Regions from separate parts of the Homo sapiens genome. Here region 1 is linked to region 2. A link is an interaction called in ENCODE POLR2A ChIA-PET data of the cell type or tissue named here. Cell type or tissue: IMR-90. All regions are shown on one strand. Links, peaks and the distances in the headings refer to the core of each region. The heading gives the core; the rest is flanking DNA. Region 1 overlaps TNPO2 (transportin 2). Region 2 overlaps ZNF490 (zinc finger protein 490).

What was found. ChIA-PET counts read pairs that join two places held together with the same protein. Peaks named below come from ENCODE experiments on the same cell type or tissue, not always from the same donor. Only the 100,000 strongest peaks of a DNase experiment are listed, where the experiment ranks them.
Region 1: POLR2A ChIA-PET joins it to region 2 with 17 read pairs; 12 of 35 experiments call an interaction of 5 or more read pairs at or near these places.

Annotation. Positions count from the first base shown.
Region 1 is chr19:12,693,110-12,700,422 of GRCh38, forward strand. It overlaps TNPO2 (transportin 2), which reads right to left. Exons shown (of 26, transcript NM_001382241.1): 26 at 6,092-7,313. It overlaps FBXW9 (F-box and WD repeat domain containing 9), which reads right to left and starts at 3,522. Exons shown (of 10, transcript NM_032301.3): 1 at 3,064-3,522; 2 at 1,690-1,829; 3 at 1,485-1,613. The coding sequence starts at 3,472. RefSeq lists enhancers at 3,432-3,481, 3,792-3,851. In IMR-90, for the core only: no CTCF peak of the experiment used is centred there; no DNase peak of the experiment used is centred there.
Region 2 is chr19:12,572,310-12,582,575 of GRCh38, forward strand. ZNF490 (zinc finger protein 490) reads right to left here. Exons shown (of 5, transcript NM_020714.3): 5 at 3,791-9,415. The coding sequence ends at 8,176. Among named protein-coding and RNA genes, the nearest start is that of LINC02926, 26 kb to the left of the region's middle. RefSeq lists an enhancer at 7,615-8,814. In IMR-90, for the core only: no CTCF peak of the experiment used is centred there; no DNase peak of the experiment used is centred there.

The DNA.
Region 1 (7,313 bases), core at 4,458-6,957, 120 kb after region 2:
AGTTTCTCACTCAAGGTCACACAGCCAGGAAGCAGCACAGTGAGAATTTGAACCCAGCATCCTGGCCCCAAGCCCAAGCTCTCAGCTACCGGCCTGACCACCTTAGCGACTGGTGGAGATGCTCCTCCACAGCCACCTCTCACGAGATGACAGTCATGCTCAGAGTTGGCTGATCTCCAAGGGTAGTCTCATAACTGCTTTACACTGGGCCTCTCAAGGTGTACCTGACGTCTATTGAGCACCTACTGTGTGTCAAAGCCTGAGCTTGGCTGGGCACCGTGGCTCATGCCTGTAATCCTAGCATTTTGGAAGGCTGAGTCAGGCAGATCACTTGAGGCCAGGAGTTTGAGACCAGCCTGGCCAACATGGCGAAACCTCGTCTCTACTAAAGGAAAAAAAAAAAAAAAAAAAAAAAAAAAAATATATATATATATATATATATATATATATATACACACACACACACACACACACACACACACACACACACACACACACAAAAGAAATTAGCTGGGCATGGTGGCACATGCCTATAATTCCAGCTACTCAGGAGGCAAGGTTGCAGTGAGCTGAGATTGTGCCACTGCACTATAGCCTGAGCAACAGAGTGAGATTCCATTAAAAAAAAAAAATTAGCTGGGCATGGTGGCAGGCACCTGTAATCCCAGTTACTTGGGAGGCTGAGACAGGAGAATCACTTGAATCCCGGAGGCAGAGGTTGCAGTGGGCCGAGATCATGCCATTGCATTCCAGCCTGGGTGACAGAGGGAGACTCTGTCTCAATAAAAATATAAATAAATAAAGGCCAGGTGACTCATGCCTGTAATCCCAGCACTTTGGGAGGCTGAGGCGGGCAGACCACGAGGTCTGGAGATCGAGACCATCCTGACCAACATGGTGAAACCCTGTCTCTACCAAAAATAAAAAAATTAGCTGGGCATGGTGGTCCTAGCTACTCAGGAGGCTGAGGCAGGAGAATTGCTTAAACCTGGGAGGCAGAGGTTGCAGTGAGCCGAGATTGCATCACTACACTCCAGCCTAGCAACAGAGTGAGACTCCATCTCAAAAAAAAAAAAAAAAAATTAGACAGGTGTGGTGGCATGCACCTGTAGTCCCAGCTACTCAGGAGGCTGAGGCAGGAGAACCGCTTGAACCCGGGAAGCAGAGGTTGCAGTGAGCTGAGATCATGCCACACTCCAGCCTGGGTGACAGAACGAGACTCCGTCTCAAAAAAAAAAAAAAAAAAAGCCTGAGCTTAATGCATGTCCACATTAATGCATAATGCATCTCCTTCATCCTCATCCTAATCACCCACTGGACAGAAGTAGAAACTGAGGCACAGAGAAGTCACACATCTCACTCAAAGTCACACCAAGGTTAGAAAAGTCAGATTCAAATCTATGCGGTCCTGTACCAAAACCTGGGGCCTTAACCAAGATGCCCTACTCAGGCCTCATACCTCCTATCCCCACCTGACTCCTCACCTCATGGGTACTATTTCGCTTAGTGCCTAAGGTCTTGATCAGAACCTGGTTGGACTCCGTCCCCAGCTGCCGCAGGTCCCACAAGTTGACGTTGCGATCTCGGGAGCCCGACAGACAGAGTGACCCACCCTGGAAAGGGAGCAAGGTGATGTTGTCAGGGCCACCCTGGCCCACCCTGCCTGGCCCCCCACAGACCCCGTCTCACCTGGAGCAGCAGCACTGAGTCAACGGAAGCCACGTGGCCTTCGGCCAGGCAGAAGTATTCGACCCAGCGCCCATCCTCTGCCCAGCGGGACAGGTGCTGCTCCAGCGCAATGCAGGCTGCCGGCCAGTCAAAGTTCTTCTCTGTGGGTTACCACGAGTAGGGTGCCCAGTGGGCAGGGACCCTAGCACCCATGCCAGCTGGCCAAGCCCAACCCTGGCTTCCAGGGAGCCCACACTACACCAGACTTGGACAGAACCCCATGGAGATCCCTACTCCCACCCCAAGCCGACCCAGGCTGTGGTCTTGGGACCACCTGCCTGCCCATTTCCCAGGCAGGTCTAGGACTACTCACTCCAATTTCCAGAAATTGGGAACTGGGGTCTCAGAACTACCTCTCCAGGCGCCATCCCCCAACCCAAACTCAGGGCAGAGCAGTCTCAGGATGTTGAGGTCTGACCTCAGGCTCAGCATAGAAGCTGGGACCTCATGACTAACCCTTCCTGCCTCAGCCATCTGAACCAGACCAAGGGGGCTGTTTCTCAAACAGTATCTGGAAACCAGGGAGCCTTGTCAAGATGCAGAATGCAAGCCCCAGATGCAGATTCTGTGATATGGACGGGGTCCAAGCATCTATGTTTATTAAGCTGTTTGGGAGAGTCTGACCTGGGGGTTGGATGGCAACACCTTGAGAATCACTGATCCCGGAGTGATCCTGATTCCTCTCTAAGCAGAATCAAAGCTTCCAGGTTAAGGGTATCAAACACCCAAGCTGTAATACATCTTGGCTTAAGGGCCTGAGGATCCAGCTGTATCAGGATCAACAATATCGATTCAAAGGTCCCAAGCTGTCTTCCCTCAGGAACCAATCAACTCAGGGCCAAGAGCCACTGTCTCACCCCTAACTGGGTCAAGGCTCTAGGGCTCAGGAGTTTTGACATCAACAGGTGCTGTCTCAGCTTCTAAGCTGGACTCAGAACCTGAGGATCCTTGGGCTCACTTTGAGCCCCAGCATAAACTCCAGAGCCTAAGACTTCAAGTCCCTGTGTCAATCCCCAATCAGGGGTCAGTGGCTTAGTACCACAAGACCCCAAGACTGAGGATATTTGGATCCTGAGTCGTCCAGGAACCACAGCCCCATGTTAGGGTTTCACAGCCTCAGGACCCCAAGTGCCTGACTGCCTCGTGGTCCACCCAGAGGTCCTCAGGGGCTTCGGCACCACCAGTAACTACCTTAGCCTCCAGCCTGAGCCAGGACAGCCACGAAGCCTGCACCAGAGGCTGCATCCGGAACACCCCATGTACCTCTTCCCCGCCCCAAGCCTGACCTGGGCGGGCGCCCCCGGCCCCCGGTCCCCGGCCCCCGGCCCCGCGCACCTTCCACCACTGGGTAGGGCGCGCGTACGCGGCGTAGCGCGCGTAGCCTCCAGGTGACATGGTCAGACACGAGGTCGCGGAGCGCGTGGCACACCCGCGACAGGACGTGGAGCACGAGGCGGGCGTCCAGGTAGGAGCAGATCTCGAGCAGCAGCTCCGGGGGAAGGCTCAGAAGGCCCGGCTCACTTACGGCCGAAACCCTGGACGCGGCCCGAGGCTCCGAAGCGCTCGGGGACGCGGCGGGTGTGGATAGCTGCGAGGGGCGCGAGAACGCCAGCCCGGATTTTGGCGGACTGAGAACGCGGGCCACGTAGGCCTTGGCCTGCGCGTCTGGGTCTGTCTCTGACTCTGGGTCCGAGTCATCGTCCCAGGTGCGGGAATCATCGCACCGCCCTAGGGGAAGCTCCATTGCGACCGGGTGGGCGCTGCCGGCCTCGCGTCTTGTCTCCTAGGCAGCACGAGGGCACTTCCGGCGCTGTCTGATGACGTTTATGCGCCCACCGGAAGCGACGAAGTCAGACACTGGCTTAATACAGAACATCGCCCCGCTTACAGGGTCTCTTGCAACTGCGTCGGCCTTAGGCTGGAAAATGCAGGTTCCTGTTTCTGCGCTTTTTAAACTAGCCGATACCGAGAGCCAGCCAACTCTAGCTAAAAACGAAACTCAAGCCAGGCGGGGTGGCGCGCGCCTGTAGTTCCAGATACTCAGGAAGGTGAAGGGGTAGGATCCCTTGAGTCCAGGAGTTCGAGACTGCAGTGAGCCATGGTTGTGCCACTGTACTCCAACCTGCGCAACATAGTGAGACCCTGTCTCTTTAAATTAGACATAAAATAAACACTGCTTTAACGAAGGCATCTGTTATATGTGACACTGAGCTTAGAAACCCAAAGGCCCCTTTCCGAGTTCAAGGAGTAGAGATTGGAACTCTTGCCTCTTTTCCCAGAGCCAGAAATATGCAGTTACACTGCAGAGGCATCAGTTAAGTGACTTTTTTTTTTTTTTTTTTTTTTTTTGAGAAAGGAACTGGGGCCTCAGAACTACCTCTCCAGACCCCATTCCCCAACCCAACCTTGGAGGACAGCAGTTCAGTCCTCCAAGCGGAGTGCTTGGCTCATTGCAACCTCCGCTTTCTGGACTCAAGTGATCCTCCACCTCGGCCCCCCAGGTAGCTGGGACTACAGGCGCGCACCACCACACCCGGCTAATTTTTGTATTCTTTTGTAAAGACAGGGTTTCACTACGTTGTCCAGGCTGGTCTGGAACTCCTGAGCTCAAGCCATCCGCCCCCAACTTGGTCTCCCAAAGTACCAGGATTACAGGCGTGAACCATCGCGCCTGGTGGAAAGCTACCTTTTTCTTTTTTCTGAGACGGAGTCTCACTCTGTCACCCAGGCTGGTGTGCAGTGGCGCGATCTCGGCTGGCTGCAACCTCCGCCTCCCGGGTTCAAGCGATTCTCCTGCCTCAGCCTCTAGAGTAGCTGGGAATACAGGCACGCGCCACCACTCCTGGCTAATTTTTGTATTTTTCAGTAGAGACGGGGTCGCACTATGTTGGCCAGGCTGGTCTCAAACTCCTGACCTCGTGATCCGCCCGCCTCAGCCTCCCGAAGTGATGGGATGACAGGCGTGAGCCACTGCGCCCGGCCTAACATCACACTTACTAAAACAGCATGTTGGCCGGGTGCGGTGGCTCAGGCCTGTAATCCCACCACTTCGAGAGGCAAGGTGGGTTAATCACTTGAGGTCAGGAGTTCAAGACCAGCCTGGCCAACAAGGTGAAACCCCTTCCTACTAAAAATACAAAGAATTGGCCGGGTGTGGTGGCAGGCACCTGTAATCTCAGCTGCTCAGAGGCTGAGGCAGGAGAATCACTTGAGCCTGGGAGGCGGAGGTTGCAGTGAGCCGAGATGGCATCATTGCACTCCAGCTTGGGCAACAAGAGCAAAACTCCGTCTCAAACAAAAAAACTGCAGGTATTTACTGCAAGCCTCTTTTGAGCCAGGCAGCTAACCAATCCACGTAGGTCATCTGCGCAGTCCTTGCTGTTTGCTCTACTTGACACTCTTCTCTCCATGGCTCTGTTCAAACATCGTCTTCTCAGTGTGGCCTTTGCAGGTCACCCTACATAAGATTTCAACCGTTTCCCCCACCATTCTCTCTGCCTTCCTGTTTTTCTCTATAGGACTTAGCACAGTTCCACTTTTTATACTCTATCCTCTCACTAGAATGCAGGACTTATTTGTTGAATATTGGATGTGTGTCAGTATTTTTAAATTTTCCCACGTTGGTCTTTGGGCCACACCAAGGTTGCAGTAAGATTTTATTTTGGCTGGGGGCGGTGGCCCACACCTGTAATCCCAGCACTTTGGGAGGCTAAAGTAGGTGGATTGCTTGAGCCCAGGAGTTCAAGACCAGCCTCAGCAACATAGCGAAAACCCCCTCTACAAAAAATACAAAAATTAGCCAGCATGGTGGCATGCACCTGTAGTCCCAGCTACTTGGGTGGCTGAGGTGGGAGGACTGGTTGAGCCAGGGAGGTTGAGGTTGCACTGAGCCATGATTGCGCCACTGCACTCCAGCCTGGGTGACGGAGCAAGACCCGGTCTCAAAAAAAAGAAAGATTTTATTCTGAAGATTGTGGTTTCCCCCCACAGCTGAAACTACTTCTCATTTGCCTGAGTAATTGTAACTAATATTAATTAAATTACCCTCGGCCTGGGGCTGGGCTGAACCTTCTATGAAAACCTTGACCCAGGGTCAGCTGATGATAAGAGTGCGGCAAGGCCTCACCCCTTACCACTCAGTTTAGAGTACGGCAGAGGGGCATCTTGAACCTGGGCTGTGACACTAATGGCTCACCCTTAGTGAGCTGAAGTCCCAGAGAATGAGCTGCACATTTCATATATGTTACAAATTTAATCTTCCATCTTTCACATTCGTCTATCTTCCCACTCTCAAGTATCCCCGGTGCCCCCGACATTTCTTCACTACCAAAGCCAAGGACACAGGAAGCCACAGACTAAGGAGTTCACAAGAAACTGATCTTTACTCAACAAAGTTCTACACAAGTGGAATCTCACGCCACCTCGGCGCCAATCCCCAGCACAGCACAGTAACAAATGGACAGACCCGGGAGCCCGCAGGGGGAAGAGGGTGAGGAGGGAAAGAGGGACTGTGGCTCAAGGCCAGTCTGGGTCCACAGCCCTGGGTAGGGGAGAAGGTTGAGAAGCTGAAACTTCATTGTGCAAAAAACAACCAAAAATAAATTAAAAAATTAAATAGTTTTTTTTTAAAAAAAAAAAAAAAAAGGAAAACGAGAAGAACCAGGCTCCCCTTCCCTGAAGGTGTTTGTATCCCCCCATCTTGAGTAGCGAGGGGTTACCAATCCCATCAGACAGCCAATCCATCCACACACCCCAAGACCCAGCAGAGGATGCTTCAAAGAACTGGAATTACCAGAAAATTAAAAGGTATTTTTAAAACTTTTTTTTTTTTTTTTAACAAATGGCTTCCAGAGACCTGCTCGAGTTTCATGGGGTGGGCGTGCAGGGACACCCAGCTAATTTATGGAATGTGTACTGAGTGCCCCTTGGAATAGATGCAGGGCCTGACCCTGACTATGGAAAGACACAGGGCTTGGATGGAGGGTCTGGCGCCCAGGAGGGATGGATGGAGCAGGCCCCAGGATGCGAGACTCCAGTCAGACTCCAAAACACAAGGGGCTCCCCAAAGAAGTAGAAAGCAGGGAAGGAAAAAAAGGGAAAAAATGCTAAGGGGGTCTGCAAGGCCCAGTTTTCTGGCCAACTGGGAAGTAACTACACCCCCACCCTCTCTAGGGGAGCCCCTTCCACCTTGACCATGTTCCCAGACTATTCCGGAAGGTTCTCTAGAATTGCTGACCCAGTCTAGTAGGATCTCTGGGCTCACTGGGTACTATGATGAGCAGGAAGTCCCAGGGAGATGGAATAGGGAACAGGGGACACACCACCTTTCCCTTCCACCAAGCCTTGGTTTTCCTTTTTGCTGGCAAAAACCTGTGTCCTCTGTCATCATCAATTAAACGCCCCTGCCCCAGGCCTTGAGTTAAAACTGGGGCCTGAAACGTGAGAAGGGGGTTTCAGAAGCACAGAGAAACGGACTGCCCCTGAAGCTGCTTACAGAGAGAGATGCTCGGGGTAGGTGCCAGTAGCTCTGGCTACACCCAGCTCTCTTCAGGAAAAAGGTCCCAACCCAGTGTCTTCAAAAGCCA
Region 2 (10,266 bases), core at 3,142-5,641:
GAGTGCAATGGCGTGATCTCAACTCACTGCAACCTCTACCTCCCGAGTTCAAGCGATTCGCCTGCCTCAGTCTCCCAAGTAGCTGGGATTACAGGTGTGAGCCATTTGCCCAGCCTAGCTTAAATTTTTAAACAAAACTTCTCTCTTCCTTTTTTTTTTGTTTGTTTTTGAGATGGAGTCTCGCTCTGTTGCCCAGGCTAGAGTGCAATGGCGCAATCTTGGCTCACTGCAACCTCCGCCTCCCGGGTTCAAGCTATTCTCATGTTTCAGCCTCCCGAGAAGCTGGGATTACAGGCACCCACCACCACGCCCGGCTAATTTTTGTATTTTTAGTAGAGACCAGTTTTCGTCATGTTGATCAGGTTGGTCTCGAACTCCTGACCTCAGGTGATCCGCCGGCCTCGGCCTCCCAAAGTGCTGGGATTACAGGCGTGAGCCACCGCGCCCAGCTTACTTCTTTCTTCCTTAACCAATTGCAAATGTGATCTTTGAATCTACCTGTGACTTATGAGCCCCACTTCAAGATATTCCATTCTTTTAAGCTTATACCACTGTGTAACCTCCATGTACTGATTTATGATTCTTGCCTGTAGCCTCTGCTTTCCTGAAATTTACCCCTGCCTTTTCCGTGTGTGTCTGTGTGTGTGTTTCCCCTGCTGTCTTTACAATACTCCTGCCTTTAAAAACTCTTACCTGCGGCCAGGTGCGGTGGCTTACCCCTATAATCCCAGCACTTTGGGAGGCCAATGTGGGCAGATCACCCGAGGTCAGGAGTCCAAGACCAGCCTGGCCAACATGGTGAAACCCCATCTCTACTAAAAATACAAAAAATTAGCTGGGCGTGGTGGCAGGTGCCTGTAATCCCAGCTACTCGGGGGCGGGGACGGGGGAGACTGAGGCAGGAGAATTGCTTAAACCCAGGAGGCAGAGGTTGCAGTGAGCCGAGATTGCACCATTGCACTCCAGCCTGGGTGACAGAGCAAGATTCCGTCTCAGAAAAACAAAACAAAACAAAACAAAAAACCCAAAAACTCTTACCTGCAAGCTATTGGGAGCTCAAGTCAGGCCAGGTGAGGTGGCTCACTCCTGTAATCCCAGCACTTTGGGAGGCCGAGGCTGGTGGATCACAAGGTCAGGAGATCGAGACCAGCCTGACCAACATGGTGGAACCCCATCTCTACTAAAAATACAAAAAATTAGCCAGGTGTGGTGGCACGTGCCTGTAGTCCCAGTTACTCGGGAGGCTGAGGCAGGAGAATAGCTTGAACTCCGGAGGTGGAGGTTGCAGTGAGCTGAGATCGCGCCACTGCACTCCAGCCTGGGCGACAGAGTGAGAGTCTGTCTCAGCACTCCTGCCTGGGCCATAGAGCAAGACTCTGTCTCAAAATAAATAAATAAATAAATTATAGAGTGTACCTTCTTACATTTAGTGGGACTCCTAGATATAACTGATTCCTGGGATTGATTAATCCCATGAAGGATTGTCAGTTAGTGCATTACAGAGATGTTAAAATTAAAAATTTTAACCCGGGAGGCGGAGATTGCAGTGAGCCGAGATCGCGCCTCCAGCCTGGGCAACAGGGAGACTCCATCTATAAATAAATAAATAAATTAATTAAATGGGGCCTAGCTATGCTGACCAGGCTGGTCTCAACTTCCTGGGATCAAGTAATGCTCCCACCTTGTGTCCTAAAGCACTGGCATTACAGGTGTGAGCTACTATGCCTGGCCTCACGTTGACATCTGATCTCCAAAGCAGCTGTTTTGAGAGGTGCGGCCAGGTGGCAGGTGTTTGGGTCAAAAAGGCAACTCCATCACAATAGATTAACGCCCTTCTGTTATTGCTTTCACAGGAATGGTTCCCACGAGAGTAGGTTATTAAAGGGTCTGTCTTCCTTGATGTCCTCTTACTTCCTGTCTCACCACGTGATCTCTGCACACGCTGGTTCCCCTTCTGCTTTCTGCCGCAAATGTAGGCAGGTGAAACCCTCTCCAGATGCAGCCTGAACAAGATTTTACTAATGAGAAGAGCATGAAGTCTTTCATGAGGCATCTACCCTATGACTTAAACACCTCCCACTAGGCCTAAAACCACTACACTGGACCATATTTCAATAACTATGGAGAAGACATTGAAACCCTAGCAGGAATTTCCTGGATGACAACAGATGCTTTACATAATTTAAGGATACTGGGATTTATTCAGGTTTGAATACGTTTGTTGAGCTACAGGAATGCCACAGGGGTTGTCCCTTATAACCCAGAGGATCAGGGTCTCTGTTGAGATAGAGGCATGGGCAGCGGCAGCAGCAGAGGTACTTAAAGGTCCAGCTGAGTGTGAACTTCAGGACACCATCTAATGGTAGCTTCCCCACCTTCTCTTCTTTCGCATTTTTTCTTTTTTCTTTTTTTTGAGATGGAGTCTCGCTCTGCTGCCCAGGTTTATGTGCAGTAGGGCAATCTTAGCTCACCGCAACCTCCACCTCCCAGGTTCAAGTGATACTCCTGCCTCAGTCTCCTGAGTAGCTGTGATTACAGGTGTAAACCACCACGCCTAGCCTTCTTTCTCACTTTTTTTTTTTTTTTTTTGAGACGGAGTCTTACTCTGTCGCCCAGGCTGGAGTGCAGTGGTGCGATCTCGGCTCACTGCAACCTCTGCCTCCCAGGTTCAAGAGATTCTACTGCCTCAGCCTCCCGAGTAGCTGGCATTACAGGCGTCCACCACTATGCCCAGCTAATTTTTGTATTTTTAGTAGAGATGGGGTTTCACCATAATGGCCAGGCTGGTCTCAAACTTCTGACCTCAGGTGATCTGTCTGCCTTGGCCTCCCAAAGTGGTGGGATTACAAGCGTGAGCCACCACCACTGCGCCAGGCTCTTTCTCATTTTCAAATGACTGCTCTTTCAGGAATGACCACTAATGGGGCCCCAACATGCACAAGATAAAATCTCACCACCAGCCCCCACCACCAGACCTACAGGACAAGGCCAACACCTAGCATCAGTCCCAGCTTCATTCTACATAGAAAGGCAAAGTGAAAACTCCTAGCCCAGACCATTTTAAGGAGGGCCCAAATCCGATACTCCTGCTCCTAAATGCCAAAGACTTATAGAAACTGCCATCTTCGGTTGGCTAAATCTGGAACACAAGTTTGTTCGGCCTCAGCAATGGAACACAGAGCAGCAAGCAGCAGCAGCTCAAAGAGCATGCTGGCCACCAGGTAGCAGAGCAGGTTAGCACCTGAGAGAAAGGGAAAGCTGACCCATTGCATGGTGACCAACATCTAGACATCCTGCTGACAGTGCCAACTGTTACGGTTGCCTGAAAAGGTGTGCTTCAGAGGTTGACACCGAGAGCTATGTGGTGCACACACACACCGAGAGTATGAAAAGGCTTATTACAAAAATGAGGTATCAGAGAGAACAATGCAGGGCTCTCAAGCAAGTGTGACATGGCGTGAGAGCAAGGAAGATGGCATTCCTGTCCCTTATGAGTACTGATGCAAAAATCTTGAAATAAATGCCAGCAAAGCATATAAAGCAATATATTCAAAGCATTATGCAATATAACCAAGTGAGATTTGTCCCTGGAATGTAAGGATGGTTCACCATATGGAAATTGATCAGTGGAATACACCACATTAGGAAATGACGGAAAAATGACAGTCTCAATTGATGCAAAAAAGCATGACATAATTCAACACCCATTTATGATTAAAAATCTGCAACAAACAAGGAATATAATTTACTCAAATTGCTACAAGGCATATATGAAAAACTCAATAAAATCTTTGATGGTGAAAAACCATATTTTTAATATCTAATATCAGAAACAAGGATATTTGCTCTCACCAGCTCCATTCAGTGTTAAGGGGGGTGCTCCCAGGGAAATCAGGCAAGAAAATGCAAGCATTCCAGCCGGGCCTGGTGGCTCAAGCCTCTAATCCCAGCACTTTGAGAGGCCGAGGCAGGCAGATCACAAGGTCAGGAGGGCGAGACCATCCTGGCCAACATGGTGAAACCCCGTCTCTACTAAAAATAAAAAAACTAGCTCGGTATGGTGGCACGCGCCTGTAATCCCAGCTACTCAGGAGGCTGAAACAGGAGAATTGCTTGAACCTGGGAGGCAGAGATTGCAGTGAGCCGAGATCATGCCACTGCAGTCCAGCTTGGTGACAGAGCGAGACTGTGTCTCAAAAAAACAACAAACAAACAAAATAACCAGCCAGGCAGAGTGGCTCACGCCTGTAATCCCAGCACTTTGGGGAGACCGAGGTGGGTGGATCACAAGGTCAGGAGATTGAGACCATCCTGGTCAACATGGTGAAACCCCATCTCTACTAAAAATACAAAAAAATTTAGCTGGTTGTGGTGGCACGCGCCTATAGTCCCAGCTACTCAGGAGGCTGAGGCAGGAGAATTGCTTGAACCTGAGAAGTGGAGGTTGCAGTGAGCCAAGATTGTGCCACTGCACTCCAGCCTGGCAACAGTGAGAATCCATCTCAAAAAAAAAAAAAAAAAAAAAAACCTAAAAGCATTCCATATTTAAAAATATATATAAATATATATACACACAGCCCTCTAGACAAATATACAAAAATCACACACGTTATCACTGTACATACAGGTGGACAGACACAAATTCACAAACCCACAGGTGTAACAGCCCAGATACTAAAAGATTCTCCCAAATAGAAGGACCCCAGGTGTTCTGATCTCTTCTCCAGGTTTCTCTGGCTCCTCGGGAATAACCACCACAGTGCCTTATATATCCTTGCTTGCTTTCGTGTCTTCCAGAATGCCAGGATCAAGGGGACAGAGATATTAGCACAGCTTTGTTGACTACACCTATTAGAGGGAGTTACACAGAGGAAAATACTTACTGAATATTAGGACTCACACAGACACATACACAAAAGGGTTTTACAAAAACATCATCATAGACCCACATATACTTGTCCTTCAAAAAGTGAATGTTCTCACTCCCATTCCTGTAGCAGAGATACCCCTTAGTTCCCCAATACCTATCACAAAAGATGGCTCCTTGAGCCCATTCTGACAGTGAAGGAATCTCGAACTTCCTGACCTCCCACAGTACAATAATCATCTCTCTACAAAAGCACAACATGGCAGCTCAAGAATGTGAAAGGACCTGAAATGGGTTGAGTAATAATGTTCCAACCCCTCATACTACCATAAATGTTCCTGGTGAGAGAAGCGAATGTTCCTGGTGAGAGAAGCGAAGGTGTGCATCTCCTGGCTCAGCCACCAGGTCCTCCACTGCATCTCCACAGTAGCCGTCACTTCCACTGAGGCCTCATCTGCCAGCAAACCTTGCTCCAGTCGGCCTCTGGACCCTAGTATCTTCACCGTGGTTTTGGATGCTGCCACCTGACCCATCCCTGCTGTTGGGGGAGGGTGGAGGCCAGAGGCCTAAAGAGTTCCGACCCGAGCGACACAAAGATCACTTCTGGGACCCACCCAGGGAGACTGTTGTTACGAGGGTGGATGGTGACCTGGTTTCCCTCAATGCTGCCACCTCCCTTCTAAAACACACTGACTTGCTAAGAAAAGGGGGGACTGACTCCAACAAAGGACAGACCCGACCCCTATCGTGCCTATGCAATTCAGAAAACGGAGAATTCGGAGGCTCCAGCAAGCAGTTTATTGGGAGTTGAGTTCACCTTGCCTTGTGATGTGAAGCAAGGTAGTTCCATGGCTTGTGAACCCTGACACCAGCACCTCCCATACACAACAGAGCTGGAGCGCTGCAGGGTGGGTCCTTTTCCAAGAAGAGCTAAGTGCTAGTCTTAGCGGGAGGCTAGGAAACCAGTCCTGGAGCAGGATGCATGTGACATGCACTGACGTGAGAAGGCCGGAGCATCATCAGTGCATATGCCGCTGAATATCTCAGGGTAGAATGTGCCAGAAAACAGGGAAAGCAAGTTAGGGGAGGTAAGAATTCTGAGTGTCCTACAGCTAAGACATGGCAGAGTGTGTCTGTGACTCCACTAGCAGTTTTGAGATTATTCTGACTGTGGTGGTTGGTGCAGGGCTGGTAACCGCAGGAGAGTGGATGCTGTGTGGTCAAGGGGTGTGTGTCCCATGATACAGGCTCTGCTTCTTCAGTCTCTCACCTCAGAGCCACCTGCGGTTGCCACAGAGAAATTCAGATGTGAATGTTTAAACAAGTGTCCAAAGTGTAGGTTTGAGATGGGAAATGGAGCTGGAGATGACCTCAAAACAGCCCTGGAATAATGCAATGCTGACAATGTCTGTGAATTAGGATGTGCATAGGCAGATCCCACTTGGGGAAAAACTGTAAGATGCGAACCTTTGTCTTAGAAGTACAGCATTCCCACAGTCTGACCCGAGGACACTGATGGAAACTTAAAAGGCAGATTCTGGGAGTCTTCTCACTTCTCTCCAGTCATGTGTGAGAGCTGAGGGCAGGCACTGCCCTAGAGGGTGTTTCCTAACTTCTGACTGGATGCCACAAAAGGCCTGCTGGGGCCCAAGTCCTTCTTCCCCATTCCTTTAATTCTTCCTACGAAGAATCTCGACAATGGTTGCAGATGTCATTGAAGATGTTCCCATATTGCTTACATTTAAGAAGGTGGCTCTCCAGTGTGGGTGGTTTCATGGTTTTAAAATGAACTGGAGGCCGGGCGCGGTGGCTCACGCCTATAATCCCAGCACTTTGGGAGGCCGAGGAGGGCGGATCACGAGGTCAGGAGATCAAGACTATCCTGGCTAACACGGTGAAACCCCGTCTCCACTAAAAATACAAAAAATGAGCCGGGCGTGGTGGCGGGCGCCTGTAGTCCCAGCTACTCGGGAGGCTGAGGCAGGAGAATGGCGTGAACCCAGGAGGCGGAGCTTGCAGTGAGCTGAGATCGCGCCACTGCACTCCAGCCTGGGCAAGGACTCCGTCTCAAAAAAAAAAAAAAAGAACTGGGGGCCGGGTGTGGTGGCTCACGCCTGTAATCCCAGCACTTTGGGAGGCCAAGGCAGGTGGATTACCTGAGGTCAGGAGTTCAAGACCAGCCTGGCCAACATGGTGAAACCCCGTCTCTACTAAAAATATAAAAATTAGTTGGGCGTGGTGGCATGTGCCTGTAATGCCAGCTACTAGGGGGCCTGAGGCAGGATTGCTTTGACCTGGGAGGCAGAGGTTGCGCCACTTTCACTCCAGCCTAGGCAACAGAGTAAGACTCCAGCTCAAAAAAAAAAAAAAAAAAAAGTAAAACGAACAATTTGGGAGGCCAAGGTGGGTGGATCATTTGAGGTCAAGAGTTTAAGATCAGCCTGGTCAACATGGTGAAACACTGTCTCTACTAAAAATATAAAAATTAGCTGGGCATGGTGGTGGGCACTTGTAATCCCAGCTACTTGGAAGGCTGAGGCAGAAGAATTGCTTGAACCCAGAGGTTACAGTGAGCCAGGATCACACCACTGCACTCCAGCCTGGGGCAACAGAGTGAGACACCATCTTGGGGTGCGGCGGGGAAAAAAAGGTTGGGTGCTGTGGCTCACACCTGTAATCCCAGCACTTTGGGAGGCCGAGGCAGGCAGATCACCTGAGGTCAGGAGTTTGAGACCAGCCTGACCAACATGGAGAAACCCCATCTCTACTAAAATTACAAAATTAGCCAGGCGTGGTGGCGCATGCCTGTAATCCCAGCTTCTTGGGAGGCTGCGGCAGGAGAATTGCTTGAATCCGGGAGGCGGAGGTTGCGGTGAGCCGCGATCGCACCACTGCACTCCAGCCTGGGCAACAAGAGCAAAATTACATCTCAACAAAAACAAAAACAAAAAACAAACCCCACAAAAGATGGGATGGATATAGAATTTTCTTTATAGTTTCTCTCCAGTATATATTCTCAGGTGTCTTTAAAAGATTACGTGAAGTGAAGGCTTTCCTACACTCCATACATTCGTAGCTTTTCTGTCCATGGAGTCCATTCACATATCTGCAATCCCGCAGGAGAGTGCAAGTTCCTCCCCCATTTGTTAAATATTTCATTGCCGCATGAGTCACGTCTTCAAAGGGAATTAGGACAACTGAAGGCTTAATCACACCGTTTACATTCCTTGAATTTCTCTCCAGCGTAAGTACTCTCATACATCCAAAAGGAACTAATACAACTGACAGCATTACCACACTTTACTTTCTTAGGGCTTCTGTCTACTATGAGTCCTTTCGTGCACGTGCAAAGACTTTGAGTAACTGAAGGCTTTACCACATTGTCTACACTGAAAGGGTCTTTCTCCAGTATGAATTCTTTTGTGTACTTTCAGGGAATTTAAACAAGTGAAAGCTTTGCCACACTGCTTACACTCACATGGTTTCACTCCAGTGTGACTTCTTTCGTGCCTTCGAAGGTGACTGAAGTAAATGAAGACCCGACCACACTGTTTGCATTCATAGGGTTTCTCTCTAGTATGGGTTCTTTCATGGATTCGAAAGTGAGTGGAATAAAGAAAGGCTTTACCACATTCTTTACATTCGTAAGTTTTCTCGCCAGTGTGAACTCTTTCGTGCAACTGAAGGTAACTTGAAGAATTGAAGGCTTTACCACATTGTTTACATTCATAGGGTTTTTCTCCAAAATGAGTTCTTTCGTGCACTTCACAGGAACTAGATGACTTGAAGGCTTCCCCACATTTCTTACATGTATAAGGTTGAACTCCGGTGTGGGTTTTCACGTGTTTTCGAAGGCTTGAGTGAGAAAAGAAGGCTCTCCCACATTCCCTACATACAAAAGGTTTCTCTCCAGTATGAGTTTTCTCATGACTCCGTAAGTACGTGGGACAACTGAAGGCTTTCCCACATTGCTTACATTCATAAGGTTTCTCTCCAGTGTGAGTCCTTTCGTGGGTTAGAAAAGGCTGGTAATATATAAAGGCTTTTCCACACTGTTTACATTTGTAGGGTTTCTCTCCAGTGTGATTTTTTTCATGGCGCCGAAGAGCAGTGAGATATCTGAATGCCTTCCCACATTCCTTACATTCATAGGGTGTCTCTCCAGTATGAATTCTTATATGGTTTCGAAAGGAAAAGAGAAATGCGAAGGCTTTGCCACATTCCTTACATTCATAGGGTTTCTCTCCAGTGTGAATTCTTTCATGGGTTCGAATACTGGAGCTGCGAGTGAAGGTTTTCCCACATTCTTTGCATTTATGTGGCTTCTCTCCATATTCGTGACACTCATTTGGTTTCTGTTCAGTGTGAGATCTCATGTGCCTATTAAGGGAGACCTGATGCATGAAGACTTCCCCACACACACTGCAGTCACATGGTTTTAATCCAGTAGGAGTTTCCAGGTTCGTATTAAGATCAGGAATCTGGCTAGTGCTTTTTCCACATGGACAATCTTCTTTATTTTCACAGAGTGCTTCAACCATAGGACTTCTGTAAAGAATGAGTACCGTATTATTAATAGTTTTGTATTAATGATCTTATATTTATTAGCAAGTACCAGAATTACATTTTAAATATTTTCACAGAAACTGTATGTTATCTGCCCTGTCTAAATTGTTTTGAAAGCTAATATACTCAATAGTCTAGAACAGGCCGTGACCATAGCTATTATCAAAATAGTTAAAAAAAAATTATTATTATTATTTTTGAGACGGAGTCTCTCTGTTGCCCAGGCTGGAGTGCAGTGGCGTGATCTCAGCTCACTGCAACCTCCGCCTCCTGGGTTCAAGTGATTCTCCTGCCTCAGCCTCCCAAGTAGCTGGGATTGCAGACATGCACCACCACGCCCCGCTAATTTTATATCTTTTTTAGTAGAGACGGGGTCTCAAACTCCTGACCTCAGGTGATCCGCTCGCCTCAGCCTCCCAAAGTGCTGGGATTACAGGCGTGAGCCACTGCGCCCAGCCAGGATTTTTAAATGCTGTTTCATAGTGATTTCTTCTCACACCCTGAACATCTATTGCTTTTTTTTTTTTCCTGTAGAGACAGGTTTTCACTATGTTGACCAGGCTGGTGTTGAACTCCTGGCCTCAAGCAATTCTCCAGCCTTCACCTACCAAAGGCTGGGATTAGAGGTATTCGCTACCTTACCCAGCCAATGACAGTTTCTGTTGTTTTTTTAGACGGAGTCTCGCTCTGTCACCAGGCTGCAGTGCAGTGGATCGATCTCAGCTCACTGCAACCTCCACCTCCCAGGTTCAAGCGATTCTCCTGCCTCAGCCTCCCGAGTAGCTGGGACTATAGGTGCACGCCACCACGCCCGGCTAATTTTTTGTATTTTT